Regions from separate parts of the Homo sapiens genome. Here region 2 is linked to region 1. The links are chromatin loops, found by intact Hi-C in ENCODE. Cell type or tissue: PC-9. All regions are shown on one strand. Links, peaks and the distances in the headings refer to the core of each region. The heading gives the core; the rest is flanking DNA.

Evidence for each region. Hi-C counts contacts between places; a loop is a spot of excess contacts. Peaks named below come from ENCODE experiments on the same cell type or tissue, not always from the same donor. Only the 100,000 strongest peaks of a DNase experiment are listed, where the experiment ranks them.
Region 2: it touches region 1 in a loop (2.0-fold over the local background); 3 of 110 quality-filtered maps call a loop at or near these places.

The regions. Positions count from the first base shown.
Region 1 is chr20:11,669,595-11,685,090 of GRCh38, reverse strand. No RefSeq gene overlaps it. Among named protein-coding and RNA genes, the nearest start is that of LINC00687, 190 kb to the left of the region's middle. In PC-9, for the core only: a CTCF peak has its summit at 8,335 (motif pointing left); no DNase peak of the experiment used is centred there.
Region 2 is chr20:11,785,033-11,800,528 of GRCh38, reverse strand. No RefSeq gene overlaps it. Among named protein-coding and RNA genes, the nearest start is that of LINC00687, 78 kb to the left of the region's middle. RefSeq lists an enhancer at 7,478-7,978. In PC-9, for the core only: no CTCF peak of the experiment used is centred there; a DNase peak (open chromatin) is centred at 8,558; H3K27ac peaks cover 1,874 bases.

The sequences.
Region 1 (15,496 bases), core at 3,364-11,363:
TTGATGGGTCATAGGGTAGGTGAACGAATTTAACATTATTGGGAACTGCCAAACAATTTAGCAAAAGGTTTGCACCATTTATCATTCCATCACAGCAGTATTTGAGAGTTCCAGCTGCTCCACATCTCCTCCAATTACAGTATTGGTATTGCTAGTCTTGTTTGCTTTAGCCATTGTAGTAGGTGAGAAGTAGTATCTGATTTCAGCCAAACATTTTCAAAGCAGTCATTTTCCTGGGGACCTATTGCTGAATTCTAGCAGATTTTTAGCTGGGCTATGAAAGGTAGAATTACAATAGGAAAAAGGTTTATATTTAGAGTCAGTCTGCATATTCATATTTTTAAAAGAAAACCTCTAAGCAGCAATTTGAGTTTAATATTTCTCCCCAGAAGTCTAGTTTCCTTAACAGCTGTTTATAAATATTTACCTTCACATTTTTAATGACGACAATGTATATAGCACAAATACCAGGAGCTTTAAGGTATAAATATTCAACACAGAGGTTTCCAGTTGTTTCTATGTAGGACACAGAGACCTGTCTTCACATACAGGTCTATGGAAGGCTTGCTGGCAGTAAAGGTGGATAAGAACTGATGCCCTAGAGAATAAACTTCCCTGGTTTGGGTCTTTTCTTTGCCAGGGGTGTGATTTAAGGCAAGTTATCTTGCCTCTGTAATGTATCATAATATCTGATATGGTTTGACTGTGTCCCCACCCAAATCTCATCTTGAATTGTAATCCCCATAATCCCCATGTGTCATAGGAAGGACCCAGTGGGAAATGATTGGATCATGGGGACGGTTTCCCCCATGCTGTTCTCGTGATGGTGAGTGAGTTCTCAGGAGATCTGATGGTTTTATAAGCATCTGGCATTTCCTCTGCTTGCACTCACTCTCTCTCCTTTCGCCTTGTGAGGAAGGTGCCTGCTTTCGCTTCATCTTCCACCATGATTGTAAGTTTCCTGACGCCTCTCCAGCCATGCAGAACTGTGAGTCAATTTAACCTCTTTTCTTTATAAATTACCCAGTTTCGCCAGTCTCAGGCATTTCTTTATTGCAGCATGAGAACAGACTAAAAAAATACCCTCCTCCATAAACTGGGATAATCATATATCTACCTCCTGGGCATGCATCTAAAACTTGAAACCACTGCCTGGCACATGGGAAATGCACAATAAATGCAAAAACATTCAAAAAAGCTAATTTTTAAAAGTGATTTGCCCTCTATCATTCTCCTTTTCTCCATTGAACATAACTGCAGGGCTGATCTGGCATCTCAAGGCCACCTGGAATGAAGTGCTGAGTCTAAGGGTCCATAGGCAGCTGGCATGTGATGTGATTCCAAGCTTCTAAAGAAATGCTCAGGAGAAATATATCTCTGGAAATGGGACCTGGAGGGATTTGTGTAGCCTTTGATATTTCATGCACACTTCAGTGAAGCTCCTGAAATTGTGTACAAAACTCATAGGATTTTTTTTTTTTAACCTGTAGCTTGCAGCAGATTCTCCAAGGAGACTGGGACCTCAGGGTCTTTTGGATCCACTGCAAAATAAGGTAGGACCATTGAAGGGTATGGAACAGATTTTGGAAAAAGAGAGTATTAGGATTGAGCTTCAGTTCTGCAACTTTTCAGCTAGTTGTTTCTGACCAAGTTACTCAATTACTCTAAGTCTCAGTTTCCATATCTTTGAAGTTGACATCATAGTATTTTGTATCTCACAGGGTTACTGAGAGGAATAAAAAGATGACATGGGCTGGGTGCAGTGGCTCACGCCTGTAATCCCAGCAATTTGGGAGGCCGAGGCGGGCAGATTGCCTGAGGTCATGAGTTCGAGACCAGCCTGGCTAACATGGTGAAGCCTCATCTCTACTAAAAATACAAAAAAATTAGACAGGTGTGGTGGCGCACGCCTGTAAGTCCCAGCTACTCGGTGGGGCTGAGGCAGGAGAATTGCTGGAATCCGAGACGCAGAGGTTGCAGTGAGCCGAGATGGTGCCACTGCACTCCAGCATGCATGACAGAGCAAGACTCCGTCTCAAAAAAAAAAAAGAAAAAAAAAAAGACATGATTGACATTCAGGAACTGGAACCTAGTAAGTGCCAAACAAATATTAGTTCCCTCCCCATTCACTGACCTAGATTATAGAAAGCAGGCTTAGCCTCTGTTAAATTGCAAATGACTTTGGGAAAGATAATAAATTAATTAGCCATTCTTGCCTTAGTATGAATGTACCAAATGTTTTCTTTAAAACAGAAATCTTGCCTCAAATATTAACAGACCACAGAAAAGAAAATATACAAAGACAAAATTACTTCCATTTAGAGAATTCCCTTAAACAATAATATTAAATTAATGGATAAATTTTGAGACCTTTCTTTTGCATTTCTGTCTCTTTGTACCTCTAAGATCTCTATTCATAACTATAGCAGCCCAAATATATGTATCTTTAGATATCAGAGTCCTCTTATCTTTAACTCAAGAGTCAGCAAACTATGGCCCATTGTCTAAATCCAACCTATGGCCTACTTTTGTAAATAAAGTTTTATTGGAATACAAACAGCCCCATTTGTTTACATATTGTCTATAGCTGCTTTTATACCCCAACACAGGATTGAGCAGCATGACAGAGACCACACGACTAGCAAAACCTAAAATTCTTACTGTGTGGCCTTTTACAGAAAATGTTTGATTCTTGATTGACTCCTGTTTGACTCACCTAGTGCCCTTTTGACACATTGGGAATATGCGAGAAAGCAAGAGGAGTCAAATGGCATAGAAACACGGCAGGAAGACTGGAAAGAGGCTATGATTCCCAGTGCAAACAAATCTGGGTTCAGGGACAATCATTTCATTTTGACTTACTAATTGATCACCCTTCTGTTTATTTAGGACTTTAAGAGCTTACCAAAATCTCTGTCCTTTATAAAATCAAAAAGAAGACAGACTAGTGGGATCAAAGGAAACTCCATAAAACAGTGGGTTTTAGATAATTTTTTCTAATCTTTTATTTTTTATATTTATATTTTATATAAGTTTTCTAAAAGAGTTTGAGAACTATAAATCAGGAACTGAATATAAGAAAAAGATAAACATGCTTACATAAACTATGTGAAAGGAACAGAATGGAAGAATTTAAAGAGTAAAACCTTAAGGAATTAAACAGTAATTTAAGGAGAACATCTATCTATTAAGGGACTGTGATACAATGATAATTAAATCATCAGCAAAAAAAAAATATTTTTGTGATGGAAATAAAGTATGGGGGAGGGAAGAAATTAGCATAAATTTAAAAAATATTACCAAGAAATTTTTAGGTCTTTGATTCAAAAGGATATTTCTTTTTTATTTTTTCTCCAACATAGAGACATTTTGATTCACATCCTTTGAAGGCTTTGTTTTCAGAAGAACTGCCCAGATAAAAAGCAACCATCCATCTCATGGATGAGCGTGGAAAAAGAAGGAATTTAGAAAAAATAAGCATGGTGAAAAGGGAAAGAGTTGTAAAGGGAACTGAATTTTGCACGGGTAAATCTGCCAATCACAGCACAGCTGGCCCAGGACAAAGGACGATAATAGATGGAGAGATGATGGAATCCAAAAAAAACCTTTTAAAACCACATTCATGAGAATGACCCCTACTAAAGGGATGGACAAATGTCCAGGGCTTCAAAAACGATTTTCCTTAAGGTTTTCTCTGTAAGCTCTGAAATTATCTCTGGGCAATGGCTGAGAAGTCTCTATCTCTTTATTTCTTTTCTTTGGGGTGGTTGGTAGAGGATGCAGCTTGAAGTTTTCTTTCTCTTCCCTTCATGAGACAGGAGTGGTAGCAGATGAAAAAGTAACTTAGCGAAGGCAAAGCCAGGTTTGTCTTTCTGATCTAGATTCTACGAGTAGAGCTGACTGCATATGGAGAGACAGAGAAAGGAACAGGTTCAATATAAAAATGCAAAGACCCTTGGGATAGAGCTTCCTTGGTTTAAGTTTCTTTGATCCTGGAGCTGGAGGTGAGGATTCTCATGCAGGTGATTTATTGAGATGAGGGTAAGAGTGGGGTTCTCTTAAGTGGAAACATGGGCAAGGGATGTGAATTCAGTAGGGTGAGGCAGGAAAATGGGTTAAGTAAGTAGGTTAGCCTAACTTCACGCCTGATCTCAGGGAGATTTCTGGAGTATGAATTGTACCACCGAGTAATTCCCACCTTGAGGTCAAGGATAGCCAATTTGTACCTAATGTCAGGGGCTGAAATCATGAGCTGCAGACCATTCCCAGGGAGTGGATAAATACCCTGCTTACCGACTTACCTCCCTCCCTATCTGCCCACAAGTGAAGTGACTTCTGTTGTCCAAGGTCAATTAAAGTAGGGGACAACTCTGAGCCAGTAACAATCAATATGGTAGCTGAGGGATGGGTAAAATGGCCCATTAAAGAGGTTTTGGGTGGGGCACCAATTCCTACTCCCACATATGCTAAGATTTCATCATTTAGAAGTAATTACTAGGCACCCAGTATTGGGTACAATGAAGGAGTCACTAGGGCTGGGATGAGGGTGGACAACGTCTTATAAGCAGTTGACTCCTGGCATGGGATGGAATCAAAGGAAGCTCTATTCCATCCAAACCTACTGTCTCCCTTCCTCACCTATCTATGTACATGGACTATTTCCCTTCCTCGCCTATCCATGTACATGGAATACCGGAATTAGATCATTTATTTGGAGTATATATTTTTTCAGGTAACATAATTAAATATGCATTGAAAAGCAGTAGAGAGTATTACTAACATTACTATTTAGATGTAGGTCCTAGAAATATTTTGTCTCTCTAAATGTAAATGCATTTTTTTTCTTTTTCCAAAAGAAGAAAAACAATGTGTTTTCATGTTTCCTTTAGCTGGGAGAAAGGTTAATTCCATTTTTATTTGTTTCTGCTCCTTTACTAAGTTTATTCTATTTTATACTTGTAAAGTAATATGAAGAAAAATTCTATTTCAAATAACTAATTGCAGCCACATTCACATATTTCATTGATACTAAGGTGAATGTTTTTCCACAATTTACTATTGGCAAAATCAGGATGGGATGTTGCCCTTTACTATCCCTTTGCATCAGGTGAAAGTCAGAACCTAGCAGCATTACCTGTGCTTATAAAAACTTGGTTACCACTTCATTTGTTTTATGTGCAATGTTGTTACTATCTGGGTTCTGTTTAATTGCCATCAATAATTTAGCCTTAAAATATCTCAAAGGCAGAAATGCAGAAGGATAAGGCTTTGGGATATTAATTTGATATTAATGAAGCATATGTTTGATGTTGGAGGAATGAATGCAATTCCACATTATCTTGCAAAGCTACACCAAGTGCTTTATGTTAATAAGAAAGGAAGCTACTCACAGGTAAAGCAGTTAGGTTTTGTTATCAAGGCACAAGCAAAAACATTATCTATCCTATGCCAACGAGTACAATTGAACTCAGGAGAAACAGTCACATCCTCTGAAATATGTAAAAATAAATAAACTGATAAGCCGATGTGACTGATTTGTGCATTGCTCAGGACTAACATAAAGGTATTTTGGCGTAGTTTAACTGGCAGTCTGTTTTTTTAAAGGTTTTATCAGTACATTTACATTTTACAATGAATAGGGGCTGACATTGCATAAAACATGGTGCTAGTCAACAGCATAGTTGATCTTATGCAAAATTATTTTGGAAAACAACTTGAGGGGTTGATGAAACCTGGATGATGAAACCATCAGGGTCACACCTGAAGTCAACAAAGTTAGGTTTATTAGTTTGCTGCAGCAAAGGGAGAATAGAACCCAGAGGAAGCCTTGGAGAATCTCATAAGGGAAATTGAAGGAAGGCTTCTGACGGAGTTAGGGCTTTGGATGAATTTAAGGAGAAATTAATAAAGCAGGGGCTTGCTCTAGATTAGATGCTGTCAAGAAATTAGAGCAAATTTCATCTAGGGGGCAGAAAAATTAAAGTGAAGCTAAGGTTGTCATTGGCAAAAAAACAAAAACAAAAAACCCACTAGTTATTCACATTAGTCAAAAGAGGGTGTCTAGTCATTGTGGTTGTGGAGTAACTTGTCTCTGTCATATTGCAAACATGATCATGATGTGACCTGATCTAAACATTACTTATATTTAATTGGGAACATCATGGCCTGGCTGCCAGTGGGGCCACTGTAGTACAATATGTGAAAAACTCAGTGGATTTGGAGTTGAAAGCCTGGGTTAAAAGCCACACATCTTTTGGGTGTGGGATTTGTTCAGTTTTCATAAGCTTTCTGAACTTCAGTTTCTTTAACTGTAAAGTGGATCTACTAATAAACATGTGAAGTGGTTGGTGAGAAGATACGATGGAAATACAAATACTAATGACAATAGTAAGCAATTAAAAATGTGTTGAAAGCTTGGTGGTGCATGCCTGTAGTCCCAGCTACACAGGAGGCAGAGGCTTGAGCTTAGGAGTTTGAAGAATTGTGAGCTCACTGCACTCCAGCCTGGGTGACAGAGCCAGACCCATTTTCTTAAAAAAAAAAAAAAAAAGTGTTGATTCCCTTTAGGCTGTCTTGCATAAAAGGCCCAAGCTGCTGGAACAGCTCATACCTTGAGTGGAGGTGAAGGAGGGAGATGGGTATTTTGGGAGTATATACAGTTCGTGCTGCTAGGAGATGTTCCCACTGCAGGGGAGCAAATTCAGAAGCAGAATGGTTACAAGGCTTGCACACAGCTGGAGATTCAAGATCCTGCCTGATGCATCTGATATCATCTTCTCCCCAAAATGGACCCTGAGCCAAACCTTCCTGGCAAATGATTTATTAAGGAAGGATCCCCTGGAAAGGCCAATAAGGGATTGTGGGAAGCAGGAAAAAGAGGGGGAGGAAGCCAAGCGAAAGTGTGATTTCAAGTGAATCCCCAAACTCAGCTTGCTTCTGCTGGAGGCTCTGGAGCATAAATTACACCCCAGAGTTTGCCCAGCCTTAAAGCAGAGGAGCCAAGCTTTTGTACTTCTGCACCAGTCAGTCACTAGCTGTGGGTGCCTGTGAGAGTCAGGCTCTGTGCAGGTGCAGTGTCCATGGGAGCAGAAGGCAGCCATTAGTAGCAAAGCAAGTGGAAACTGGGGGAACGGGTGCACAGTCCCAATAAGAGGGATATGAGGACATCCAAATAGAGCACCAACAATGTCCACCGGGGGTGGGGAAACAAGTTCAAAGAGACTTTCATGGACTTGTTCATGGGAATCTTCTCTGGTTCCACCACACTGTTGTGACACCCTACTCTCATTATGATCATCTAGAGAAGCAATGCTTCCTCCAGAATCTGTCACTTCCTGGTGCATAGCACTAATTGAAAGGCTAGCATTTCAAATGAAGTATGTCAGAGATAATATTTAAAAGATGTCGTTCTGTCTGGCATGTCACCGGAGTTTGACATGACTACAGGAGCCTTGTTAGAAGTAATGAGGCAAGATGAGCTCTAGCAGATTCATTCTTCAGAGCACAGCTCAAGCACTGAACCAATATTATTACTGACCATAAATGTTGTTAGGGAGATGTGGAAGGGATGTTAACGCCACTAAGCATTACAATCAAATCTCAATAATGACCATTGAAGCAGGCTAATAAATTATAGATTATGTGTGCAGTGCAAATTCATTCCTTCAGAAACCTTAGCTTCCTAGCTTCAAGAATTTCAAGGGTTTCTTCTGCTGCAAGCACCAGGCTTAAAGCCACACAGAAAAAAAAAAAAAAAAAAAAAAAAGAGCTGGCAATTCTGTTAGAATTCTCTGCGTCCTCCTCTATTAAGTTACCTTCCTTCCTTCCTACTAATGAGATGGAAAAATAGAGTAAAGATGTAGATTTGCTACTATGTTAGAAACTCTGAGTGCTAATGCAACACATCCCTGTTGAATCAGGAGGTGTCTGGAAACCAGACCAGTTTCGGCTATCACTTGCAATGCATTGTGTAACATCAGGCTTCCCAGTCTTGTTTCTCTGGCTCCAGGGCCTGCCAGGCACATTTTGGAAAAAATAAAAAATCCTTGTCATCAAGAAAGAGGATGCCATGTGTGTGCATTTGTTAAAAATAAATCTGCTCTCACCAAAAACCTATCCAGGAAAATCTAAGGAAAACCCTTCAGGAGAAATACTATCCTTTCACCAATGATTTTCATGTTCTGAGGATCTCCCGGGAGCCATAGTTTCTTTAGAAGTGGGGCATGACTTCTGAGGATTTTATGTTTCTTTTAAAAAGTCCATTTTGTTGGATCTGTCTCTTTACCTCAGGGTTTAAGAACTAAGGTCACCCAACCCTTGGATGGGTCATTGACCTCCCTTTACCCAAGTAGCTGCTGCCCCCTGGAGTCAGGCAGAGGAATATCCTGGTACTCCTAGCCTCCATTCCAACCCACTCCACTCCCAGATAAAGAAAATATGCTGGGAAAAAATAATTCCTCAGGCGTTTCTTTGGCCAATATTAGAGGCTTCATATAGTAACGGTCTATAATTTATGTATCTGGTACTACTTACTTTTTATAGGTGAGAAAACTCAGATTCAGAAAGAGGATCTGATTGCCATGAGCCTCGGCAAGCCGGCAGCGTTGCTGGAAGCGTCCTGGGTCCAGGGACAAGCGCCTGAAGTTTAAGCCACAAGACACTGCTTCTAGCTTCGGTGCCTTCAGCCATCAGGATTATGGATTTAGAACAGAATGGGTTTGGAGATCTCCTTTGTTCTATAGCAGCAGTTTCACTGCTTGGGGTCTAGCTTGTTAGTACAAGAGAAGAGGACCCCATAGCTTCTGTTTGGCAAACCTAGAGACTCAATGGTGAAAAGCTCCTAGAACCATTCTCAGATTTTTCTCCAGAGTGAAACCTAAATTTCTTAGGCTCATGTTTCATTCTTTTTGTTTCCACGAGTGCCTCAACAGCCTGGATTCTTTCCCAGGAACCAAGTCATCCGGGCCAGTGATTCTCTACCCGACGTTGTTATCCAAGAGTCCTTGGCAGAGAGAGAGAGAGAGAGAAGAGCGCTCCACACCTCATTAGGCAATTATTGATGGGGAGGGGGATCTTATCCAACTATTCCAGGAGTCATGGGGTATTTATATTAAGAAAATAGGAAAGGAAAAGAACCACCATTCCCAAATTAATTTGATACAAAGTCTCATTGTTTCCTGCTTCCTCCTTTTCAAAATGATTAGTTTAACATAGAAGCATATTGAATGCTTGAATATTAGGATGAGTAATTCATGTCTTAGCATTTTAGAGTTTTATGGAAATCTCTTCTTCTACCACTAAATACTGAATGAACTTATTCATTATTCATAAAAGTTAAATATTTCTCTCTCCTCTCCCCTCCCCTTCCTTCCCATCTTGGCCAAAGTAGACGGGTTGGCAGCAAAAGAGTTCTGGGGAACATGGCATGGATACCATGCACTGAATAGCTCTATCTCAATCCCTTGCTGCCCAAGAGACCAAGCTGTAAGGTGGAAGGCACTGGAAAAGAGCAGACATGAATAGAGGTGACTGAAAATTACTAGTGATAAAGTGCCTAAGTCCTTGTATACCTCTTACGATAATGTTATCAGAAAAGTGCCGGACTACAAGTTAACCTTACTGTTTTAGACCTTTTTGAATATTTTCTAGTAAAAATTAATTTAGTAGGCAAAGAACTGAGACTTAAAAAATCAAAGGCTCTCATCCACTCATTTTGCAAGTATGTAATGGGATTTTGTTATGGATACTTAATTGACATGGCAGTAATGTGAAATATGTATCGCTTTCTCAGCAAGTCATCTTCACATCTCCTAGATGATAGAAAATGAATAGATCTTAATATCTGAATTCTCTGGGGATGGGAAGGAGAGCAGAGTCAACAGGGATTTCAAACTTTTATAACCAATAGTCTTGTGACTATGGTAACTTCTGATGGCACACTCTGAGGAGGAGGAGGAAGGAAAAGATGGGCAGTAAGGAAGGGACACACATTTAATGATGAACACAAATGCGGAAGCTTGAGAGGGACAGTGAAGAAATGGGAAGTTGTAGACAAAATAGCAAAGTTACCTTCCCAGCATCCATCACTGAAAAGCCCTGGAAATTAATCTACTGCGTAATTATGTCATTTCAATGGCCATTCATTTTTATTGTGTGCCAAACTAATAGTGGATAGTGGAGATACATCAGTATGAAAACCACACATAACCACCACCTTTATATAGTTTATAACCTAATATTGATCCAAGTCAACCCCTACTATTCCTCCAAATCAACCCATACTCATTGTGCCACTGTTTTGCATAAAATGAGACAGATACAGAACTCACCATCAAGCAGTTTATAGTATGTCAGTAGAAAACATAAATATTAAACTCAATTCTTAAATTTATGCACTAGCTTCAATTATGGTATCTCAAAAACTTCTTGTAAAAATCTTGTGAACAATTTAAAGATTACTATTTTTTTCATTATTTTTAATTTAAAAAAATAATTTAGGAATAAAATGGAGGCTCAGTGGACTCAAGTGATTTGCTCAATTATACAACTAAGGAATGAAAGGGTGGCTGGGCTTTGGCTTCGATTCTTTTTTGTCCTTAAATGATGCCAGCTCCCTGCAGCAAGAGTTTTATTTTTAAAATAAATAAAGAAATTAAAATAAAAATCTATCACTACTGAAAAAGTACTTGGTATAGAAAACAATTTTATTTGCTATAAATAAGATATGGAATCATAAAAGACAAGACTGGAACCCAAGGTTAGGGCAGTCTGCATAGAATCACACCTTCTGGCCAAATATTGATGGAATCTACAGTTATAGTGGGGGAGTCCATGATCTCTGTGGAAAAAGGTTGCGTTTTGGAGTTGGAAAACTTGAGTTTAAATCCTGACCTTGAACTTATTACTTGAAAGACTTCAAGTTAGGTTTCACCCTCTTGTTCTGATTACTCATCCTCATAGGTCACAGTGAAGATTATATAAGGCACTATGTATGAAGCGCCTACTACTAATCAGTATTGTATATTACCCTTCTTTTGGAAAACTAACGCTTTTATAGAAGGGAAAGTGAAAAGTTTGGGTACTTGGTTTTCTTTTTTCTCTGCCCATGTGTATTAGTCAGGTAAAGCCAGGTTAGTGTTTGTTTGAATAACTGGGGACTATAACCTAGCTAAGTTAGCACATAAAACTGACCATCACAGCCCATCCCTTGTCAACTTGGTGTCTATACACATCTCTTTAGATCATATTTAATATTTTGAAGACAACAACAAAGACATGCTTCCATCTAACATAATGCAACTATCCTGCATGAAACTGAAAATACTCTAACTCTTTCTCTAGAATAAGATACAAAGTCCCTGGGTAATGTTCATTCTTTTCCTTGATTTCCTGTAACTTAAATATAGTGATGTAGAGTTGGCTGTCACTCACACATCTTATGTTATATGATAAGGGGTAAGAAAGGGAAAAAGCAATAATAATTGCCAGAGATATACATACACACAGACATTTACATAACAAAATAGGAAGAAATAAAACTATGAAAGTCGTACTTTCTGCAATTGGTCACATGGTTTCAGTCACATAGCTAATATTTTAAGTACATTTTCTCACTACCATATTCCCTTTTCCCTCAGCAAGCACCTCAGCTAGTCGGGTTCTTTGCCTGGCGAAGTGATGCAAATCTTTATTTCTGAAGGGTATGGGTCATTAGCAGTCCCGCTTTAATGGGGATGCCATAGTTTTCTATTGACTCTTGTCTCAGGGCATGGTAGTACTAAGACACACACCGAATGGTCTTCTGTATTCCAGACATACGCTTTCTTACTATCCTTGTATTATAGAAATCCAGTGTCCTTGGTAATCAAGATTAATCAGCCAAGTCAGCAAGCAACATTCTTCTTAGCTTGTTGATTCAGACGCATGCGGAGTCCAAAGTGGCCACGTGATCGTCTTGACTTCTGCTTCAATAGAATCATTGTTGTGTCTCTTAGCAGAAGAGTTCCACTCTTTGGAACTAAGACTTCTAAACCAGCAGAGCATAAAGTCATGGGGATAGAAGGGAAAAATTTTGCTAGTGTGCCACTAGTAGTAATAGCGGTAGTAAAGGGGGTCATGTTACTCCCATTTTACTCCTTGATCCCTGGGCCTGTGAATCCTGGCTATAGGAGAACTGGCACCATATATTGGATGCTGACTGAGACACTGGTCCAGCCCTGCAAAATACAGCCAGTAGATAAGACTCTATCTGAATCTTAAAGGGACTATTTTACTGTTCATCCATGCCAGCTGCTTGAGGATTACAGGGAATATGGTGAATTTCATGAGCCTGAGCCATTTGCTGCATACTTCATTTACTGTGAAGTGAGTTCCTTGATCAGAAGCATGTTATATGGAATATCATGGTGATGAATAAGCCGCTCTATGAGTCCATGGTTTTCGCAGAAATACTGTGTTTAGGGAAAGCCAATTCCTATCTAGCATAAGTGTCTATTTTAGTAGAAATGCACAGATTTTTGGCAGTGGAGTAGAGTCTTTCCTGAAGAGGATAGGGGCCTCTCCTTCATTCAAGGTGCTGTGGGTTTATAAATTGGCTCAAATCTTGGAATCAATTAATGTGATTCTGTTTTCATGTTTCAAATTAGACTTCTGTTTAGTAAACCTATAACTCTTCCACTTATACAAAGCAAGAAAGAATTTAGTGGATTTTCATCTGTTTTTTTTCCTAGGGATGTGATGATCAACTAGCAGAATCTCTGCTTAGTGGATCAATATCAATAAATCCAGCCTGACTTAACTTTACATTCCTTCCACTATTATTAAACACCTTTAACATCCATTCACAAACATATAACCCAAATTTCTGTGTGTGTAATTTGGGAAAATTATGCTGTTTTCTCAATGTATAGTGTACTTTATCTTGAGTCACACTTTGTATCTCATCTTCTGGGACCTGCTGGGATTTGAGTCTAGTTACAGGTCTAGATACAAAGAAGAATGGTGGGGGTGAGTCCTGAGGGAGATCAACAGTGTCTTTCAAGGCAACTATTTCAGGAGAGGTTATTATGACTTCTGCAGGCAAAGCAAGGTTAACCTCCTTAGTGATAGAATGCTCTCTTCTGCTGGTAAAGAACACTCAGCAGAATTTAGGAGCTCAGTGTCCCCAGCTTCCCTAAGATCTTCCCGTATGTCTCTATTCCAATTTTCGGAATCCTGTTTCTTCTCAGTCAATGCCCTCATTTGAACAGAAGACACCTGTAAGGCTGAAATTCAATTTGAATTATAATTTAATCATTCTCAGAATGAGACTCTGGGTTTAGTTTTCAGAAATCTCAACTTTGCAGCTATAAGAGATAAAGGTTTCTTTCACAACAGATGTAGAACATCCCAAGTAACTTATACACCATTTGAGCTTGGAATTTGAAGTCCTGGGTGCATTATTTCCTTTTTTATATTTCCTCCAGTGCAGTTAAGAACAACTAGCCAATCCCATTATACTCCTTAGTTTGATTGAAATGTTTTGTAGTATTAAATAGATAGTTGTCCAGAATCTTGACTTTTATGGGTATTTGATAAGGAGTGTCCAGTGGTGATATTTTGCAAATCTTTATTGTGACATCATGTCATGGATTATCAATGCCCTCTTTACCACTGGAAATAGTCACTAGTGCCTTTGAATCAAATCAAACTAAAGAACCAATTCCAAAAAACTCGGAGTCAATTTAGAAGCTCACTCTTAATGTTTTGTTTGTCTTGAACCACTTCTAGTATGAAAATTTGTATCTGTCAGCATTCCACAAAGAAACAGAACTAGCAGGATACACACACACACACACACACATAAACACACACATGCATATATCAGAAGATTTATTGCAGGGTGTTGGCCCACATAATTGTGAGGGCTGGCTGGGCAACTCTGAAATCCAAGGTGTCCATCAGGAAGGGCAGGTGGGAATTCTTGGGTATAAACTGAAGCTGCAGATAACAGGGAAATTTTTTTCTTTCTCAGGGAAACATCAGTTCTGCTCTTAAGGCCTTGGAGCTGATTGGGTGAGGCTCACCCATACCACTGAAGATAATCTTTAATCTTTACTTACAGTTAGCTGGTTGTAGGTGTTAGTCTCATCTTCAATGTACCTTCATAGTAATACCTAGATTAGTGTTTGATTGAATGACTGGAGAGTGTAGTCCAGCTGAGCTGATGCAAAAAATTGAACATCACCTCAAGCACCAAACATGATTTTAAAAAGTAGAATAGTTTTGCTTATGCTTTGCTTTAATTTTTCTTATCTTTAGTTCCAGCATCCTTACTTTTAAAAATATATATTGAGGTAGAATTTTTTTTAGCCAAGCCTACAGTTATTCAGTAATCCATGGGCCTATATCATCCATGGGTACCATATCGTGTATGACTCATTTCACAGACATTAAAGTCCATGAAGAATCTTGTTCATCTGAGCATTCAGCATGTTCTAGGAGAGAAAAGGATTTCATGGGAGTCAGCCCAAAGAGAATAAAAAGTGAGTAGGTCTTGGATGTGAGCACAGTAGCAATTCAGCAGGTGTGTATTTTAAAGTGTCAGGAAGTTTTTCAAAGCCATTTACTCTCCTCACCTATTTGAAGGTGTCATATTTTGTTACTCAGGTGTCATCTCTTTATCTAACCCCAGACAACAAGGAGTCCTGTGTTCATAGTCGCCATGGGATAGATCTGCTTCTGTCATCTCTTCCTTTTCCCATTATGGCAAACTTTCTTCCTCCCTGCTCCTCCCTTCCCACAGGCAGCAGGGCCTACAGAATGTCCCATTATCCTCTTTATCTTTTTAAATTTTCTGGACTGACACAGCAGAGGGAGTAGAAGGTGCTAGGAGAAGTCAATAAGCCACGTTAATTCAGTGTCAGTAGTTGCTTCTAGGGTAGTCTATGTTTAAATCCATGAACACATAAATGGGTTAACCTGGGCTTTGAAGCATATACCTCATTAAGGACATGCAGAGAAAACGTCTCAAAATAGTAATTTTTGAACATTTGCTTTTTATTGTTTCCTTTCTGTTGTGATCTTTCCCCTTCTCAGTTAGAGGAATCTACATTGCTTTGAGGATAAGAACATAATTAGAGAGAAAATGAAAAGAAGAAACAGTCAATGTTCAGGTTTCTGACTTCCAAAACAGTCTTTTGAGAATCAAAAGGGCTGGCTTGAGAGAGACAGGGCAGTGGTTAGGCCATAATCATAGAATTAGAAGGAGAACACAGAGGTTTCAGGTCAAGATGGCATTTCTGCTCCAATCATGTAGCAAGAGGGAAAAATATACATAAAAAGAGACATGGCTGGAATCAATAAAAGATGATCATTTCCACAGTTGAGGAACAGAATAGAAAAACAAAATGGGGAACACAGCAGAAGGTAAGACTTTGCTGCACTTTGAATATGAAGTAGGCAGTAGCTCCAGGGTTTGGGTTGCTCCAGGCAGAGGACCAATAGTGTTCTGCAGAAG
Region 2 (15,496 bases), core at 4,509-12,508, 110 kb before region 1:
AAAAATCAATTTATAAATTGATGGACATTTGGATTATTTCCACTTTTTGGCTATTGTAAATAATGGTGCAATAAACATTTATGTACAAATTTTCCTGTAGATGTATGTTTTCAATTCACTTGGGTTTATACCTAGGAGTGAAATTGTTATGTCATATAATAACTCTATGTTTGAGTTTTGAGGAACTGCCAAACTGTTTTTCTCAACCTGGATAATCTCAACTGGCCAATCTTCATGTTCACTGATTCTTCTGCCAGGTCAAATTTGCTGTTGAGCCTCTCCAGTCAATATTTCATTTCAATTATTGAACTTCCCCACTCAAGAATTTTTTGAATTCTTTCTATAATCCTATCTCTATTCAATGAAACATCATCAAAATTTTCTTTAATTGTTTAGACATAATTTAGCTCTTTGACTATATTTATACTAGCTAACTTAAAAAGTCCTTAACTGTTAAGCCAACATCTGAATTACTTGGGGACATTTTCTATTGGCTGCTTGTCTTCTTTTATATGGGCCATACCTTCCTCTTTCTTTGCATGTCTCATAATTTGTTGCTGAAATTGAGACATTGTAGATAACATAGTAGCAACTCTGGTATCAGACTTCTCTCCTTTGCCCCTCACCCCACTTAACAAAATGGTTGTTTCCACTTTGCATTTTGTTGTTGTTACTTATTTGTCATCAGCTTTCCTAGAGGAATCCTCTAGATTCTATATTCCCTGCAGTATGCAGCCCATGACTTCCTTACTAGCATTTTTTGTTTGTTTGTTTAATTTAAGTGTTATTTTCAGTTTTAAGACTGGGTTAGAGTTCACTCCTGGGTCAGTACACTTAGGGATTAGCCACTGATCTGTCAGGTTTCCTTAACTGCCTGGAGTCATGGAGCTCTCTATGCAAAGACACACCTTCAATCTTCAGGCAGCATAGGAGTCGGCTTTAGCTTTCACCTCCTGCTTATGCATGACTTCAAGGTCAATAAGAGCTGAGTGTTTGGAGCTTTCACCTTTCCCAGGTCTTTCCTGGGCACGCCCTACTCATGTGCATAACCCTGCACAGGCACACATCCCTTCTAGAGTCTCAGAAATATGTCAGAGCTTTTTAAAGTTCCCTATGGTCATCTAGTTCTCTAAGTCATCCTTTTACATTTTTGTCCAGGGTTCTGTTTGCCCCCAGTGAAATTACAGCCTTAGGCAGCTGTTATGTGACAGTGTTACCAGGAGATTGCTATTGTTTTCATTCATGCCCTCAGGATAGTACTTTTTTTTTATCTGATCTGAGATTCAAGTCAAATCAAATAGAAAAAACAACCTGCCTTAGAATGGGGATTTACTGGAGAGCAGCTAATTTGATCAACATATTGACTATCCTCTGGAGCTGCAGCTTTTAATGGAGCTCCAAAGAGGTCAGTTTTCTCTGTTGGCTGCCAGGCTGCAGGCATTTTATAGTCACCTGGCCACTGAGCTGGGAATGGCGGTGGGATGGGAATAGTCCCAAGTGAAAATGACACAGACTCACTGTTTTAAAGAAATGATTGTATGTGATTTTTTTTTGCTTGTATTTTTATTATTTTATAGGGAAGAGGGTTTGCCAAGGTCCTCATTCCACTGTTTCAGCTAGAAAATCTAAACTCAGATATCTCAGAGTAAAATACTCAGGCTGTTAATCCTTGTGCTTAGTTTACTTAATAAATGGCTTAATGAATATAAAGTGCTTAGAAGAGTTTTGGGCATATATAGGTAAATATATAATTTTGGGCATATGCAGGTAAATATACATGATAAGCATGTAAGTTATGAGTGTTAGCTATTATTATCCTTTTCTTTTGTCCTCCCCAAGAGTGGCTTCTCTCTTCTGCTTCCATTTGGAGCACAGTGAATAGATTATTTGAAGCTACAATGCTATGAAGCCATTGATAGCTGAGAAAAGCATTTAAAATGTATTTTCACAGATTTAACACAGTAAGTACAGCCGTGCAGAGGGCTTTAAACTCTAAGGTAGCATGCTGCAGACAAATACATTCTACTCAAACCTGGGTATAAAAGGAGGGCTAGTTCTAAACAGTGAATGGAGACAAACAGCGTAATAACCAAGGTATTAACTCATACTTAGGGTCCCTTCCTTCTTCAATTTAACATTTCTAAGTTAAAAAAAAAAAGTTATTTTCCCCTTAAAAACCTAATTGAGTAGAAAAAAGTATCCTTTCCATTTTAGTTTGTAAGCTGTACTTCTGGGGACTGTGGCTGTTCATAGTGAAGCTGCCAATGAGAGCATATTCTGATTCTAAGTGAGATACATAGGAGGAAATTGGGAGCCTCCTGACAATGACATTTTACCTACATCTTCTAATTGGAAAACAACCCCCAGTCTACATGGAATAGGGAAGTGTGAACCGGACTAGTGAATCCTGTGGGGAGAGACTCTTGTGGGAGGTGGCTATCCATGTCCTGGAGCAGAATGTAGAAAGAGAATATTCTAATTTTTCAAAGAATAAAAATTACCTAAAATAACAGCAGCTCTTAATAATCTATGATCAATTGACCTAAAATCTCTGGGGGATAGATCTAGTAGTCTTAAAGAGTAAATAAGAGAAGGCTGAATACCTATATTTATCAATGAAATGGAAGACCCACTTTAGGCTGAAACTGGCATTTGGACATGAAGAAGCAAGTTTGACAAAATCAGGGGACATGCTGCCAGATGCCAATCTCCATGATGGGTTTTTATTTTATTTTTGATTGGAAAAAAGCAAAAAAAGTGGCTTTTTACAAGGATGCCAAGGTAGAAGGGGCAGGCCAAGTCATTCTCTTGACTAAGGTGCCCTGCACATGTGTTCAGGGGCCCAGGTTTGGGAACAGAGCATGGCCTCCATCTGCAGGCTTCGGAGGCTCCAGGGAATGCTGAGTGGCCCCAGGGTTTGAAGCCTTGGAAGCTCAAGGAGGACGACCCAAAGATTCCTTTACCAAACTCTAGTGAGGCTCTTTTGAGCCCTCCTCTCAACTAGGTCTAACCTTGGCTTATAAATGTGAGCAAACACTAGCACAGTTTCTAACAGCTAAGGCCACATCCCTAAATGACCCTACCCCTCTTTAAAGTGACTGCCTGAGAAAACTCAAGGCTGCCAAAGAAGATTCACTGTTTGTTGTGGCTGACACCCAAGGATAGGGCCTCTGACTTCCAGTCTCAGTGGGAAGATAGAATCCTAACTTTGATTAATTGCTAGCTGGCAGACACAGCTGGCCTAATGGCATTTAAACTGACTAACCCTTTGTAATTTTTCACTTCTCTGACTCTACTACTCCCCTCCACCACCATTTCCCCCCTCCATATTCCCTTACTCTCTCTTTAAAACATGCATTCACATCTGAACAAATGGAAGTTGAGTTCAGTACATGCTGCACTCTTTTCTCTATTGCAACTCTTCTTATTGATTAAAATCTGTCTTTACCACTTTAACTAGAGCCCTGTGTTGTTCATCTTTGACATTCCCCCAGCAAAGTTGGCACTGAATTGCAATGGACAATGCAGCAGCTGCTCTCAGGTAGAGGCCCTCAACTAGAAGGATTATCAAAAACCAAAGCAGTGATGTGTGAGTTTGAGACCTACCCCTTAGGAATCCTGGAAATAATTGTGTGAAGCTTGAGGAAGGGACTTGAGGACCTACATTTGCCCCCTTGGTGTTATGCTCCAATCAGGAAAATTGCAGTGAATACGACTGCTTTAATGTCTGTAAACTAATGAGGATTGAAGACATTGTAATAGTCTCCATTTATTAAGCACCCCCTACATGCCCAGCAATGCAATATATTCTTGTCTATGGTGCTTAAAGCAATTCTGTGAGGTTGTTTTCACTCTCTCCATTTAATAGATTAAAAAGTAAGGCAAAAAAGGTGGAGCAACTTTCCCAAGAACACACACATAGTATTTGGCAGAATCAAAATTGAAACTCAGATCTTCTTCATCCAAAATACAATTCTCATTTCAGTTCACCCTGTCTCATGCCATCTGTAGAAGCGTATTTCTTAGTTAGACCCTCAAAATGTCTGCATACTAATTTTGAGTAAGTAGAAAAGGCCAATACAGCAACAACAACAAACTTCAAAGAAAAAGGCAAATATTAATAAATGATAAAAGGCATTTTTACTGTTAACATGTTAATGGGTCCTACACAATCACAATGAGCAACCTGGGAGAATGGAAAAAAAAAATGCCTGCATGCAAAGGGCACAAAGAGTGCAAAAGAAACTTGACTCATAAGGCTATTCACGTAATAATTTACAGTATGGTAGCTGAAGTGACAACTGCTTCCTGTTCATTTACCCAAGTTGGGGAAAGAAAGTCGCTTTCAAAACCTGAAATGCTGATAATTGCCTATGTGAGGCTTCATTTTAGAGAGAAAAGCATTGTTGAAGCTGGAATTGTTCCAGTGAAAAGATGGTTAGTGTTGAAACGATTTGGGTGAAACTTGTGGATTTGATGAAGAAGAAAGAGGAGGACGAAGAGGAGGAGGAGAAGCAGGAGGAGAAGGCAGCGGAGGCCAATTGTGTTTAAATATAAATTAAACCATTTCCTGCCAGATAGAATAAGTGCAGAATTGCTCAACAAATTAGCCGGCAGGACGTTCCCATTCCAATCAAGATCATGCTGATACATGAGAGGGGCTAATTTTTTGGATTAACAATTTTTATCGAAAATTTTCTTTCTCAAGGATCTGGGCCCAGACACCTTAGCTAATTTATGAAGTTGATTTTCTAAGATGTTAGAACTTTAGTACTGAGAATGATAATGAGGCCTACTGTTAATAGACTGAGTTCTGTCTTCCGTGAATTCATATGTTGAAGTCCGAATTCCCAATGGGACGTATTTGGAAATAGGCCCTGTAAGGAGCTAATTCAGGTTAAATGAGGTGATAAAGGTGATGCCCTAATCCAATAGGACTGAGGTCCGAATAAATAAAAGAAGAAATATCAGCGTTCTCTCTCTCTCTTCCTCTCTCTGCACATGCACAGAGATAAGACCATATAAGGACACAATGAGACGATGCCTCTTTGCAAGCCAGGAAAATAGCGCTTACCAAAAACCAACTGTACTGGCACCTTGAACTTGGACTTCCAGCCTCCGGACTGTGAGAAAATAAATGTCAGTGTTTAACCTGGTCTGTGGTATTTTGTTATGGCAGCCTGAGGACATTCATATGGGAACATAGCAATAATTCTCAGATTTGGGTGTGGCTATTTTGTGTGCCTTACGGTATTTTGTCATTGTCCTTCAGTCCGCTGTGTTATCAGTAGATATTGTTTCAAGATAAGTTTCAAGTTTCAAGATATTGTTTCTAGAGAGTAACCACAGAGATTCCCAAGCTGTTGTAACTACTCTTGGATGAATTTTAAAATGAATGATGTGAACTGTGTTTAAGTGCCTTTCTCTTCTCCATTTAATTTTTTCGCACATGATTTACATTGACCTATCTGTTTTCTATCTGTCTTACTTTTCTTTCAATCATACGTAGTTTTGTTACCTTTAAAGTTGCTATTTAAATACCACTTAAAAGTATTTTTACAAGGACTTTGCAATATCACAGGAAGAGTTTTGGCCTTTTAATTCCATATGATTTTCACATCCATCCAGGAAGGAGAGGCGATCTGAGAAAAGTGCAGATGAAAGGCACACAGTTTTCAAGTTTTCTAGAACTCACTAAAGATGTGGATGAAACAAAATTGTCCCCAGGTGTCTACCACTAGGCCATCCACTCTTTCAATGTAGTTTTCGAGCACTGATATTGAACTAAGTTAACAGGCATGCAGCAAGGCAACTTACGCAATCTCCAAAGTACTCATTTAATCTATCATAAGACAACCCCACCAGACCCCTTATTTTCCCTAACCCTGCTCCTCTGTGAACTCTTTAAGGGAAGAGACCCTGTGCCTTCTTACCTTATCTCAGTGTCTGCAGTGTATCACACTTATTACACACTCCAAAATATATGTTTAGTTGCATTGAAGGCCACTGGAACTAATTAATACTTATTGTCCTTTAAAAACTGGATTCAAGAATAAAACTATAACAGAATTATAGCTATTTTACCATAAGTGCATTTTAGAGTCACTCACTGAGACCCAAAGAATATATTCATTTCCTTAGAAAACAGTGCACCTCTACAATTTCATGACAAGTCCATCAAACAAAAGAAAAGAAAAGTGGATCAATTTAGCCAGACAATAAAAATTAAGTTACTTCTATTTTGACTAAAGAAAGCATCTTCTTTTATGGGAGAATTTCAAAATTGCAAATTACAATTTAAAATGATAGCTGAAGGGCATAATCTACAGGAAGGCAATTTTTGTAAGATATATTAAACTTGAACTTTTCTATTATATTTGATGAGATGTAGAATCACAGCATTTTAAAACATGAAATAAGAAAGGGGCCTTGGAGAGCTCCCATTGCAAACCAAATCACACACACACACACACACACACACACACGAAATCTCTTTTCTATGTGTAAAAATGGAAATTTGCTTTTGAAAGATAGAGCCGCGTTTCCCCAGATGTCTCTTTGCCAAGTGGTTTTCAAATAAAGACACGGATAATAAAAATTTCTGTTCTCTTAATACATGGTTAGAACACACACACACACACACACACACACACACATTCACATCACAGCATAAACAAAAAAAAGCAGGCATCCATCATCTGGTAAAGATATTACCACATGTTGCCATGACACCTCACAGGATCGCTAGGTGGCTTGCCCACCTGGGAGAAGCCTTCCGTTGCATCCTCCATACCTTATTAGACTTAGAAGTCTCAACATTTTGTTATGTTTTGGGGTTTTTGTTTGACTATAGTCAATAATAATATATTATAAATTTCAAAATAACCAAGAGAGTAAATTTCAAATGTATCACCCCAAAAAATGTCAAGTGAGACAATAGATACGTTAATTAGCTTGAATGAATCACATTATTATAAACATTTGTCAAAACATCACATTGAACTCCATAAATGCGTACAATTATGATTTGTCAATTTAAAATAATACAAGTTCTAAGAAGAAAAAAAAAATCACCCTTGTATGAGTCTCCTTATTCCCTAATCTGTTTAACGATGTTAGACACTAGATTCTGGTAGTGCTTGGGAGGGAAGTGACAGGAAGGAAATGAAGCAAGTTCCTGAACTGCTTAATGTTCTACTTATTGATAAGGGTGTTAGTTATATGGGTGTGCTCACTTAAAAAAATTAATCTATAATTTACTTATAAATCCATTATAATTCTTGCACTGTTGGTATGTAGATTATATTTCGATAAAAGTTATCAGAAATTTTAGGTCTCTTTTATAATGGATGGGAGGGGAATAACGGGGGAAAGCTGGTCCAAAAGTTGATGAGAGGATCATCACGTTCTATATGATCACTATATCCAAAAAGATGAGAGGTCAAGGTGAGTCTGATCTCTATGCTTAAATGTCAGTGCCTTCTTTCAACCCCTTGATTTCCAGCTTTTGCTCTTGGAGATAATTGAATCCAGTGGCTAATGCCAGGGAGCCCCAATAATTGAATCAGCATTTGCTTGAACAAGGACGTTTTATTGTCCTCTTTTAATTGTGTGCATGCCCTATGCCACTGACATGGACAATTTTAGCTAAAAGCTAAAAGCCTCCCAGGTTATGAGTAAACAGGGTGCTTACACAGGCTATTTCAGGGACACAGCTCAGCAGGATTCTTTAGTTTAAATAGAAAGCAGAATCTGAATGAATTACTTTGTTCTTCCACAAAGAAGAACATTGTTCTCATGTAGGCATCGATTTATTCATCAATCAGTCACAGGGCATCTCCTGTACTCCAGGCACTGTTGTAAATGCTGGGGATAGAGAAAAAAAGCCACATGTAATCCCTGTCCTCATGGAACTAATAATCTAGCCAGGAAGTCAACTCATTTAACATATCTAAAATGATGTCTGTACCGTAAGAGTGGATTATATAAAAGGCCTTGAAACCATAGAAAAAAATGAGTAATTGATCCTTTCCAGGGATCAAAGGAGACTTGAGTGAGAGCGCAACAATTGGGGTTGGTTGTAGAGAATAAAGTAGAGCTTTCAAAGAGAAAAAGAGGAATGGGGAGTCCAGCCTGAGGGAACAGACTCTGCAAAGTCAGCACTGTGAAAGCGTTTGTGCTGTTCACTGACCACTGATCATTGATAGAGGGCTTGTGTTACAGACCACAGGGTCTTACACTCCTCATGTAATGGAAATTAACACGGGGCATCAAGTAGATTTCCCACATAGGTCTCTGTTGCGGGACAAGGGAGACAGCAGAGACACAAGGATTTTCAGGCTGGCTCCCTGAAAAGAGTCAGTAGGTAGGGATTTTTTTTATTAGGCAAAGCACAGGAATTGACATCAGAGATTAGGTATGCAGACTGGGCTGGGCAAAGCCTGTATGGGGTAGGGTATAAGGGCAGCGTATCTGGTTGCGATGGTTATCTTTAGTGATGGGCCGCATGCTGGTCTTGCCTGCAGCAACAAGGCTATAAATCAGTTGTTCAGAATTCCTTCTCAAGGTGGGACACTCCACAACCTTTGTTCAATTTTGGATCTCTTAAGACTAGTTTCTGGAATTCTTCAAGTAAAAGGCATGGTTAAACATTACGCAAGTACAGGAGAACAATATAGAATGGCTATTTTCTTTGCATGACTGTTAATGGCTGTGGCGTCAGTGAAATAGTGATGTGAGTTTTGTGACCAGTGGAAATGCGTAAAAAAAAATGCTCTAGTCGGGGGTGAGCTGAAGCCAAGCCTTGCTCCTACTGTGTCTCACTTGGAAAGAAGAGCAGGAGTGAGGGACAGCCAGATATTTCAGGCTGGATTATAAAACCATAGAAGATGCTGTTGGTCCCCACCCAGGTCCCCTTTGCCGGGCCAGTGTGTTCTCCCTCCAGCTGCCCTGAGAGTTGGCTCATGGCTTCCTCCTCCAGAGAATTCCCCTTGGTCTGTAGGAGCCACCTCACCCAGAACTGCCTGAGGGGATAGAGCCCTCACCTCTTGGGGTAATCTGCAACAAATAGCTGACTGATCTGGAGGAGATGAAAGCCTGTGGCATGCTTCAAGATGAGGCCTGTGCTGTTTATGCTCTGTAATGTAACGCATCCCATTAGTTGACCTTTATGAATAAAATATGTGTGTTTTCATCCAATAGGTGCTGGGGTGATTGTACATGTTTGCTGTAGACTGTTATTCTGTTCACTGCAAATGTAATTGTCTTTCCAAAACTGTAACTCTGGTCTTGATCACTGGCATGTGAGAGCGAGAAATTTATGTATTTATATAATTTATTCTTAGTCACAGAGGCAGGTAATTTATCTTTAACATATGAAATACATAAGAAAGTCATTGCAAACTTCAAATGAAGAAATATTCATTAAAAATAAAGATGTTGGCCTGGTGCAGTGGCTCAAGCCTGTAATCCCAGCACTTTGGGAGGCCAAGGCGAGTGGATCACAAGGTCAGGAGATCGAGACCATCCTGGATAACACGGTGAAACCCCGTCTCTACTAAAAATACAAAAAATTAGCCGGGCATGGTGGCGGGCGCCTGTAGTCCCAGCTACTCAAGAGGCTGAGGCAGGAGAATGGCGTGAACCCGGGAGGCGGAGCTTGCAGTGAGCCGAGATCGTGCCACTGCACTCCAGCCTGGGCGACAGAGCAAGACTCCATCTCAAAAATAAATAAATAAATAAACAAATAAATAAATAAATAAATAAAGATGTTATGCTCCCTTTTTATTTTTAGCTAAGGAAATTCCACTTAACCTTCAAAGCTAAGTTGAAATTTCATTCATTTATGAGAGGAGGATGAGGAAGGTAATGTTTATTCCTGTTTTTCTAACCAAGAAGCCAACTCTTTCTCTGAATTCCTGTAAAATTTAGTTCAGCCCTTTTCAAATTGCCATCTAATACCCTCTTGGATTTCAACTACATAAACATATTGTGTCAATTAGCTACCACAGCATAACCAACACCCCAAAACTCAGTGGCTTAAAATAATAAAAATGAATCATTGGTCATGACACTATAGATCGGCTAGGTGGTTCTCTCTCATCTGGGCTTGCAGATGTGTTTGATGTCAGCTGCAGATTGGGAGCTGGTTCTCCTCCTTATTTGGGGCTCTCTCACATGTTTTGGACCCAGCAGGTTTTAGGTGGTTTAGAATAGTCAGGAGACAAGTGGGCTGCCTTCCATGTGGTCTCTGTGGTCTAACAGGTTAGGCTAAGCTTGCTCACATGACAGCTGGGCAGGCTTCTGATAGAGAGCCTAAGTGTGCAAAGCTGCTGGAGGCCTGGGCTTGAAACTTCCACCTTCTATTAGTTGAAGTAAATCACAAGGCAGACCAGGTGCAAGGAGTAAGATATGGGTTCTACTTCTTAGTGGGAGGAATTGTAAAACCACACTACAATTAACGTGGTTCAGAGAAGGGTGGAGAATTGGAGATTCTTTTGCAATGATGAATATTTTACATCTATATGTTGTATGCATGTTTGCTTTCTGTCAGTCTAAAACCTTCTTGAAGATAGATAATATTTTATCGGCTTGTATTCTAGTATGAACAGTGGTGTTTCAAATGATACCTAAACACAGCATCTCTTCCCCTTTTCTTTCCCTGATAATAGCTGTTTGCTCACCCTTTGGCATGCTCCTCTACCCTTAACCCAAACCATGGGTCAGGGAACCAGAATAAAACTCAGGCTGTGACAATGAGACTCTTTCTTTAGAAAATTCAATCTAGCAGGTCCACGTAAGGAGGATATGTATTGAAGCTGAGGTTCACTGCATTCTTGAAGCCTGTTCTTTTAAAGCTTCAATATTGGGAACTTTTCAGTATCCTTCAATCAATATTCTTTTTTGTTTTTCTTGAGGTAAAACACCTGTCATAAGGACCTTGCACACTCCCAACTTTCAAAAGTTTGTTGAGCGGCTGAATGAAGGCAAGAATCCTGTAATCACTGACCATCTTTATTATGTAAGAGTAGTTAAGAGTGTGCTCTCTTAGAGTATAAATACCTTTGGTTTGGTCTGCCCTGTAGCCATTCTCCAGGAATTGACACTTCCCTTGTCCACAAGGTTAATGGGGAGCCAACAGGTTATTCCAAGGACACCTTAAGTCATGGCCAAAGTACAGTTGATAAGGGTGGCCAGTAAATTCCCAAAATTTGTGAAAAGGGGACTGAGGGAAACCAAAATATTTCACCCCAAAATATTCTGCTTTGACATATTTTAAGATTACCTCTCAGAGGGCTGGAAATACAAGATTAGCTGAGAAGCTATCTTTGTGGGGAAGATTTGCATCTGTAAAGCAAATCTGCATTGATGCAGCATGGCTTTCTCTGAGGCTCTTCCTTGTCCAGATCTAGGAAAGGTTAACTGAGTGTCTGACATCTTTAAAGGTCTAAAAGAAACATTTGCCATCTATCTCTCTGAAGGCTGCTGCCTGTGAGGTTTCCTCTGTGTAACAAGGCCCCCTTCGCTAGCCAGGCCTGCTCTTCTCTTCCTCCTGTAACTTGTTTCACCACCATAACTGAATTTACCACCATAACCTGCTTCTGGCCATGCTCTGAGTCCTCATTCTCTCTGTAACCTCAAGATTGTGTAAAACCATCAACCATCTAGCCATTTCCTTGAGATCTCATATTTTATAAGACTCTTGTGCATATTAATAATAAATTTGTATGCATTTTTGCCTATTAGTCTGCCTTTTGTCAATTGATTTTTCAGTGAAACTACAGCAGACCAAAGGTACGTTTTCCCTCATTCCCTACAAAAACAAGACAGTCAGTGATCTGAAAACATACAGTGTTATATTTACATGGTGTGGAGCATATTTCCAGCCAAGTACAGAGATCTGTTTTGTGAGAGGTATGAAGACGTATGAAGTCATCTCTCCACGCTTCAATTTCTATATCTGTAAAATGGAAACAACAACATCTCCGTCCCAGTGCTGTTTAAAATATTAAATATGGTGGTGAGCATCCCAGCTACTCAGGAGGCTCACTTGAGGCCATACATTCAAGGCTGTAGAGTGCAATGATCTCATCTGTGAATAGTCACTGCACTCCAACCTGGGCAACATAGAAAGATCCTATCTCTAAAAAATTAACAAAGATATTGAATGTGGTATTGAGTATGAAATATTCAATAGTAGTGTGCTGTTTCATTTCTTCTTCTTCTTCTATATAGATCTTCTTTCACCAAATATTTAATCTGGGGGTTAACCATTTTTACAACAGATCCCATATAAAATTCCTATTACATGCTAAGAAGTTTGTTATAATTCTTACTTGGTAAGAATAATACTGAATTGTTATTCCTAGGATATAGGAAAAAGCAAACTCAGTTTCTCCTAAACTTTCACAACACAACACAGAACACTTCTATGAGCAAATGTATGAGGGTTTCTCCCTACACACCAAGCAAGCAATTCTTTTCTGCAGCAGATATCAGCTGAATCTCCTCTAATTCAATTCAATTCTGACGCTATCTACCTGGAAATCGTGTCAGATCCCATAGGGCTCAGTCCCACAAGACTGCCTCCCACTTCAGACATCAGTTGCAATTCCCAGCTTCCAGAACTTCTGACTAACTGGATGTAAGTTAGGGTTCCCATGACCCTCCCAGTTGTATTAATTTGCTAGGATGGCTCATAGAACACTTACTTGCATTTGCCAGATTATCACAAAGGATATTACAAAGGATACAGATGAAGAGATGCACAGGGCAGAGAAGGTGGGAAGGGGCATGAAGCTTCCATGCACTCTCTGGGGGTGCCACCCTCCTGGACCTCCACGTGTTCGGCTGTCTGGAAGGCCCCAAAACCCAGTCTTGTTGGTTTTTTGAATGGAAGTGTCTTTATGTAGGCATATTAATTAAATCATTGGCCATTGGTGATCAGCTTAACCTTCAGCCCCTCTCTGCTTCCCCGAGATTGGAGGGTGTGGCTGCCTTGGTCTTTCTGGTGACCAACCCCCATCCTGAGGCTCTCTGGGGACCAGCTGTCCCCAGTCACCTCATTAGCATATAAAAAGACATTCATTATTCTGGAAATTCTGAGGATTTTGGAAGCTATATTTCAGAAAACTAGGATGAAGAGCAAATACAGTTGTCTCTATCTCTCTCTGTATCCATGGGGAATTGCTTCTAGGATACCCTCCTTCATACCAAAATCCACAGATGCTCATGAGTCTAATATAAAATGGCATGGTATTTGCATATAACTTAGGCACATCCTCTTGTATACTTGAAATCATCTCTAGATTATTTATAATACCTAATACAAGTGCTATGTATAGTTGTTATACTGTGTTTTTGAGAGAATGATGACAAGAAACCAAGTCTGTACATGTTCAGTACAGATGCAACCATCCATTTTTTGGAATATTTTCTATCCAGGGCTGTTTGAATCCATGAGTGTGGAACCCACAGATACGGGGGGCCAACTGTATATATGTCACAGTATCATCACACTTATATATCATCACTCTAAGTGATTTGTATATAGTGACTGATTTAGTTCTCACAGCAATGTCCTGGATAGTGTTAACTAAAGACCATGAGGATCATGGAGGAAGGAAAGGAGAAGACTTTATTTTCAGAGGGAGAAACAATCCTAGGATGGGGAAACACTGCTTTCAGGGAAGTCCAAAAGGGCTCAGAAGGGGGAGGGGGGAGCTGCTCTATATTCCTTATGTTACCAGCCAGGTTCAGATCTGTCCTGCTGGTGCACGGTAAATCAATTACTGTGACATAAGTTTTGTAAAAGAAAGAAGATTTATTCACAAGACTGCCAAGAAAGGAGGTGGGAGAACAGCTCTCAAAAATCCGCCTCTCTGAAGGTAAGTCTCAGAGATATTTATGGGTTAGGGAAGTGTGGAGGCCTAAGGCATGGGAAAAGTGATTGGCAGTGGGGAAAAATGAAATAACAGGTTTGTTTTTCACAAGTGTAGTCGAGGTTCATGGCATTTCACAGGATGTACATGTAGAAAATGGACAAGTTAGCATGATCTGAGGGTGGAGCTTTTGGCCCTCTCATGTCAAAAGGCCACCTTTCAAGCACTTGTGCAGGCCCAGTTGAAGGATCCATGGCCTCAATTGGTTTGAACTGGACAGGAGCTGGCCCAAGTTCCTAAATAACAATTGAAGTGACAAGTACCACGGTGACCTATACACGTTATCTATGACGTAGCCAGTGAAGGTTAAGTTGCTGTGTTCAGCAGGAAGGCCTTCAGCTACTGCAACCTTCAGCTTCATGGAAAAAGGAATTTTAAAAAGGTATTAAAAAGCAAGCAACCACAAGCAAGCAGGCCACACAGACCTGATCAAATTAACTCCTCAGTTTCACTTACACAGTCTTACATACATATTGAGCAGTGTTGCAGAAATTCTATGAATATTCACTGGGAAAGTCAGGCACTTATTTGCTCACTGGGTAAGCATATGTGTTACATACACCCTATGTTCACTTTGGGGTGGGGTTTTAGTATTAAAATGAGGTGGAATTCAGCTCTTTAGGTCAAAAGGCGAACTACAGGGCACAAAGACAATTTGTGTGCAGTCTCCACAAAGGGGCTCAAATTGGCTTAAGGTCTGCAGCCATTCATCAATAATGAGTGCTTATAAAACTGGTCCTCTGTCTAACTAGAGCTATGGCAGGACCACAAGGTTGTTGTCCACTGGCTTCAAGCTGGTCTATCAGATTTGCTTAGGAAATTTTCCAGTTGTAGTTGTTTCAGTAATGCTTTTCAGGAGCTGGTTTCTGCTTAATCACAGGAAAAACCTTATAGCAATGAATAACACTGGGGTACATGATCAATCCCTCATCCTCTTACCCAAGATATTCTGGGGGGTTTTTTGGTTTCATTTTGGCCACAAAGCATACATTTCTTCTCTTTGTTGTGGTGTATTTTAGAAGTAGATACTTTTACATTTTTACAGATGAGGAAACCAATGTAAGACACTGGGTCAAGACACGTTCAACCCAGTCTCTTACATCTCCTTCACTCAGATTGCTTGCTCGGTGCTTCCTTCCTTTGAGCTGCTTTGGCTCACAGCAAAAGCAATGATATCTCTGTGGCCCTCAGGGTAAACGGATGAGGCTGGAGGTGACTGGATGTTGGGGCTATGCTTGGCTCACACACCACCAAGGATCACCTTAGGGCTGAGAGTATGAGTATTTTAAGTGTCCATCTGCAGATATACAAAGACACACACTTTAGGGTGACTTTAGAATGATTTTTTTTTTTTTTTTGGACACAAGTTCTGACTCTGTCAACCAGGTTGGAGTGCAGTGGCATGATCTTGGCTCACTGCAACCTCTGTCTCCCAGGCTCAAGTAATCCTCCCACCTCAGACGCCTGAGTAGCTAGGACCACAAGCGTGTGCCACCGCGCCCAAGTTAATTTTTTGCACTTTTGGCAGAGATGTGGTTTCACCATTTTGCCCAAGC